2 separate regions of the Homo sapiens genome follow, and region 1 is linked to region 2. A link is a loop called in an ENCODE intact Hi-C map of the cell type or tissue named here. Cell type or tissue: heart left ventricle. All regions are shown on one strand. Links, peaks and the distances in the headings refer to the core of each region. The heading gives the core; the rest is flanking DNA. Region 1 overlaps ZNF148 (zinc finger protein 148). Region 2 overlaps ZNF148 (zinc finger protein 148).

The links. Hi-C counts contacts between places; a loop is a spot of excess contacts. Peaks named below come from ENCODE experiments on the same cell type or tissue, not always from the same donor. Only the 100,000 strongest peaks of a DNase experiment are listed, where the experiment ranks them.
Region 1: it touches region 2 in a loop (2.0-fold over the local background); 4 of 110 quality-filtered maps call a loop at or near these places.

What each region holds. Positions count from the first base shown.
Region 1 is chr3:125,358,708-125,361,627 of GRCh38, reverse strand. The region is part of intron 1 of ZNF148 (zinc finger protein 148); the gene reads left to right. Among named protein-coding and RNA genes, the nearest start is that of ZNF148, 15 kb to the left of the region's middle. In heart left ventricle, for the core only: no CTCF peak of the experiment used is centred there; a DNase peak (open chromatin) is centred at 1,767.
Region 2 is chr3:125,263,718-125,266,637 of GRCh38, reverse strand. The region is part of intron 7 of ZNF148 (zinc finger protein 148); the gene reads left to right. Among named protein-coding and RNA genes, the nearest start is that of SLC12A8, 52 kb to the right of the region's middle. In heart left ventricle, for the core only: no CTCF peak of the experiment used is centred there; no DNase peak of the experiment used is centred there.

The sequences.
Region 1 (2,920 bases), core at 259-2,758, 95 kb before region 2:
ACTCCTGACCTCAAGTGATCCACCTGCTTTGGCCTCCTAAAGTGTTGGGATTACAGACGTGAGCCACCACACCCGGCCTAGCACTTTTCAGTTGATGGCTCTGTTTTGTTTCTTTGTGGCTAGCTGAAGTGCAGATGAAGGTCTTAGGAGTTTTTGAAGGTCAGGGTGTAGAAAGTTCTTGAGCATCTTTGTTGAAGTCATTGAGAATAATGGCTGAATTTGGGAGCAAGCAGAATTGAAGTTATTGGGTAGGGGAAATAGGAGGGTGTTCTGGAGGTTGGTAGATGTTGCAGAAGGAATGGTTTCAGTGAGTAATGTGACTCCCAAGCGATTTTTTAGTGATAGGATAACAGGGAGTGGTCCTGGGGAGCAAGAAGCAGCAAGTCCTTTTTTATCAAGCTGAAGGAGTAGGAGAATGATATAGCTAGTCATGAGAGAAGCAGATTGTCCAGGAAAAGCCAGGTAAGATGAGACAGGTGGTCACAATAATTGGGCAAGAGTTGATAGTGATTGGAATCATTGAGCCACGGGAATTGAGAAAAATAGCTAGATTTGTTACATTTACCAGTTCTCTTATTATTATTATTTTTTAATTTTTCAGACAGGGTCTTCTCTGTTACCCAGGCTGGAGTGCAGTGGTCCAGTCATGGCTCACTGCAGCCTTGCCTCCTGGGCTCAAGCAATTCTCCTGCCTCAGCCTTCTGAGTAGTTGGGATTACATATGTGTACCACCATACCTGGCTTTTCTTTTCTATATATATGTATATATATATTTTTTAATTTTTTAATTTTAATTTTAATTTTTTTTTTTTAAAGAGATGTGGTCTTCCTATGTTGCCCAGGCTGGTCTTAAACTTCTGGTCTCAAGCGATCTTCCCTCCTTGGCCTCCCAACAGTTTGTTTATAAAATAAATAATACTTGCAAAATCATAACCATTCATGTGTAATATGCTGATATAAATTTAGCTGAAAGATATTTGTGGGTTAAGAAATGAGACATTGGAAACAAAAGATGAGGTGGAGGTGTATTAAAGATAAGGTAAGCTGAGTATGATGGCTCACACCTGTAATCCCAGTGATTTGGGAGGCAGGGGCAGGAGGATCACTTGAGCTCAGGAGTTCGAGACCAGCCTGGGCAACATAGGGAAACCCTGTCTCTACACAAAAATAAAAAATTAGCTGGGCATGGTGGTGCACACCTATAGTTCCAGTTACTCAGGAGGCTGAGGTGGGAGAATCACTTGAGCCCTGGAAGTCAAGGCTGCAGTGAGCCATGATTGCACCACTGCGCTCAGCCTGGGCCACAGAGTGAGACCCTGTCTAAAAAAATCAAAAAAATACAAAAACCCTGTCTAAAAAAAAAGATGAAGGTAAAAGACAAAAGATGTTCTATTGTTTGTTGACAATAGAACATGGAGAAGCTGATAGGATCTGGTAAATAGATGGACTGGAAATGAATGAGGAAGTTGAAGTTGTAGGCATAAGAGAGGAGAGAGTAGCTTGCAGCAGAGAAAATATGGAGAGAACATATGGAAAGGGGTTTAAACAGGCCATGGTTTGTAGGGGCGAGGATATTGACAAGCATCATTAAGTGTAATATTTTTATTAAACTGGGAAGTAGGGAGCCCTTGTATTCCCTGGGCTTTTGCAGCCCAGGCCCAGTTGTGCCAGCTGCATGGGCGGGCCTGTGCTGGCGGTGCACTTAGCAGCTGGTGGAGCAGCGGCGTGGAGCTGCATGGTGGCGGGTGGGCTGCCGCCCACTTGGGTCTGTGTGCTCTTGGCCCATGGCAGGGCAGGCAGGTGGGCGCTCGCTGAAGTGAGCAGGAAATAACTGATGTCAGAAACCTATTCTTTCTCTGTGCAAATAAGAACAGTCTATGCCACCCATGATAAAAGGTGGCAGTATGTCATGCCAGCTTTTAAAAAAATATTGTCAGTGATAGAGACATTGAGATCTCTATTTGTGTGCTTGAGAACCACATCATGTTTTCTGTTTGCAAAAACTGGCAAAAACTTGCATAAGTAAAGAGATTCGGGTAAAATGTGGAAGAATGGGGCACATGGTAAGAATGAGATGTCCTAAGGGAACTAAAGTGGACTCTTTACTTTCTTTTTTGTCTATAATGACTTTAATAATCCTGAAGTGCTGGGATTATAGACATGAGCCACTGTGCATGGCCCATATCAGAGTTTTTGATGTTCATGTTTCAGAGAGAGAGAGAGAAAGCATATTTAATGTAGAAACATGAAATGGCAGTGAGAAAAATATGACAAGGCACAAAATACGTAGTATTGGTGTTCCATCCTAGTGTAGCTTTGCTTCAGGATTAGTTCCAGGATTTAGCCCTGGGCTTTCATCACTTTCTTCCTGCCTTAACTTCTACATCTGTTTAGCCACCAAATTTAATAATGAAAGATCTCTGGAGACTCAGAGTGTTGAAGGCCTGAGAGGGCCCAGGGTTCTCACTTTGCTCAACTCATGAAACTTGGCTGTACCATCATGTAGCAGCCCTGCCTGATTCAGTCTAGAGTTGTTTTTAGGATGTGCCTCAGACTGGACCTTGTTGAGGGAGAGCATATTCTGAATATTTGGGTGGATTGTGTGGGTTAGGCCAATGATGAGTATCTTAAAGAAGGTGATGGGAAGGATTATAGTAGACATGGAGAGAAGTGTGTTTTAAATGATAACTATATTAATTCAACATAGATAAATGTCTTCACAATACAGGGGTTTGACCTTTGAACATCTAGGGTGGCATGGAGAAGTTTTCCCTGTAAAATTGAGAAGAGCCAATATCCAAGAGATTAGAATGAAATGCACACTTGCTGTTCTGCAGGCCCCTGTATATGTGTACTTGTCATATGTACACACCTGTATGTGTAGATACATATAATATTAAAATTTGTTTATTTGATTAGG
Region 2 (2,920 bases), core at 270-2,769:
TAATTTGAAATCTTTCTGTCCTCTTGATGTGGGAGTTTAGTGCTATAAACTTTCCTCTTAACACTGCTTTTGCTGCATTCTATAGATTTTGGTAGGTTGTGTCTCTGTTTTCGTTTGTTTCAAAGAATATTTTGATTTCTGCCTTGATTTCATTGTTTATCCAAAAGTCATTCAGGAGCAAGTTGTTTAGTTTCTAGTAATTGTGTGGTTTTGAGGGTTCTTCTTGGTATTGATACCTATTTTTATTCCAATGTGGTCTGAGAATGTGCTTGGTATGACTTCCATTTTTTTGAATTTATTGAGACTTGATTTATGGCCCAACAAGAGGTTGATCTTAGAATATGTTCTGTGTGCAAATGAGAAAAATGTATTTTCTATGGTTGTTGGGTAGAGTATACTGTAGAGCTCTATTAGGTCCAGTTGGTCGAGTGAGAAATTAGACACTTGTCCAGAATTTCTGTGTTAGTTTTCTGCCTCAATAATCTATTTAAGGCTGTCAGTGGGATGTTGAAGTCTCCCGTTATTGTATGGCTGTATACATCTTTTCCTAGGTTTAGACGTATTTGCTTTATGAATCTAGGTGCTCCAATTTTGGGTGCATATATATTTAGGATAGTTAAGTCTTCTTGTTGAATTGAACCCTTTATCATTATAAAATGACCTTCTTTGTCTTTTTTTACTGTTGGTTTAAAGTCTGTTTTATCTGATACAAGAATAATGACCCCTACTCTTTCTTGTTTTACATTTGTGTGATTAGTTAAAATTAAAGAGACAAGTGCATTAATTAAAAAAACAAAATGACTGCAAACACAAAAAGAACAACCTATTTGTTGCTGTTTGAAGACACACAGTATTCTATATGGGCCTATTGTACTTACATAATGGAGGAACTCTACCTTAAAAATCAATCATATATATTCTTTCCCACTTCATCTCTCTTCACCTTAAAAATCAATCATATATGGTCTTGCCCACTTCATCTAACTTTTAGTTCTTTATCAATGGATAGAGGGGGAGGACGTGGAGTTTGATCCACTCTAACTCTAGAGTCCTGAGAAAGTCTAACTTTATCCCAATAGAAAAATCTTGTTGTGCTCTACCTGTTCTGCAGACATTTTGTTTTCTTAAATGATATTTAGGAGAAATAGACAATGGACTTATAGGAACCTGAAAGGTATTATTTTAAAATGTTAGGATTCCGTGACAAATCCAAGGGAGTTTGGCTTATGCAGAAGCCTTTGACAAAAATGCTAGAGACTGGCTGGGAAACTTTTGAGGTGCTGTTATTAAGGAGATGCGATGCCAGGCAAGGCTGAAGAAGCTCTTGATTGTTACAGGGTGAGTGGAGGCTAGCTACTAAAAGCAATACTTGATGCTATGCTTTAATCATCCAGACTTCAGCTAGATTATTTAGTAGGAGAATTTGCTCAGTGTCTAACATTATCTAGGCCTTTTCTGATATTAAAAAGTAAAAGATTGCAGTGAAAAAATAAGCAGTAGTAACAGACTATCTTAGCAGAATAAAAGTATTTTTGTTCATTTTCCACCTTGTATTTTATGTGGTATTTTGTATTCGAAAGCTGTTCTTGGAATATTGTGTATAAACTTGAAGTTTACATGAAATCATTACTCTTTTGAACTGAGAGTTAAAGCTACTTACTCTATAACAGCCTGGATATATTCACTCAGCAGCGTTTGGGTTGTAGATCTAATTAATTAGCCATTAAATTTTTTTCCCCTGAAGGAAACTAACTTCTGAAACTAATCTCAGTCTCTCTTTCCCCTGCCTCATTGAAATGATTGTTTAATGATGAGATTTCTCAGGAATACTACTATCATACTCTAGCAAAGTATATTTTATTAAGTGATGAGGTTCTGAAAAAGACCTGAAGACTGAAAATTGAATGAAATGGACATGAAAGGCATTTCAGAGGAAAAATAATTACAGATGAAATTTAATAGTTGTTTAAACAGAAGAAATTGGAGTGAAACTAATATAGGAGAATGGCTTTTAAACTTTTTTTGATGGAACTCTGATTCTCAAATGAAATCCTACATGGTATCAACATCAATAGTCAATTAAAAAACAAGGCAGATGATTTCAAGTGGTTTTCCTTGGCTATTGATGAGTTGACAGATGGTACCAATTACTATGATCTGTTTCTACCCACTTCTGACACCAAGTGTGTGGGTTTTTCCTCATACCAACAAACACTTCTCCAACTCTTTGGACACCAGCCGGCTGTCCTATTATACAGTTTAATTAAATGCTGACACTAACTACTTGGAGTTAGCATCAGATCCTGCAAGTTAAGGGCTCAGTCCCACAAGGCTGCCCCCTCTTCGGATGCCAATCACAAGTTTAGGCCTCTTGTACTTCTGACCAACTGGCTATAAATCATGGGGGGAGGGAGTTTGGATAATTTGCTATAACAGTTTACAGAACCCAGGAAAGTGCTTTACTTACATTTACCATTTTATTACAAAGGATTCAGTTGTACAGCCAGATGAAGAGGGTCCACAGGACAAGGTCTGGAAGGGTCCCAAGTACCGGAGCTTCTGTCTTGTGGATTTAGGGTGTGCCACCATCCTGGCACTTGGATGTGTTCACCAACCCAGAAGCTCTCAGAACCTCATTACTTAGGGGCTTTTATGGAGGTTAGTAATGTAGGCATGATGGATTGATTATTAACTCAGTTTCTAGCCCTTCTTCCCTTCCTGGAGGTTGAGGAGAATGGGGCTGAAATTTCTAGGCTTCTACTCAAGGCCTTGTCTTTCTGGTGACCAGCCCCTATCCTGAAGCTATCTAGGGTCCCAGAAAGATCGCCTCATTAGAACGAAAGAGGCTTCTATCACCCAGGAAATCCCTAGGGTTTCAGGAGTTCTGTGTCAGGAATAAAAGACACTGCTATCACTCAGG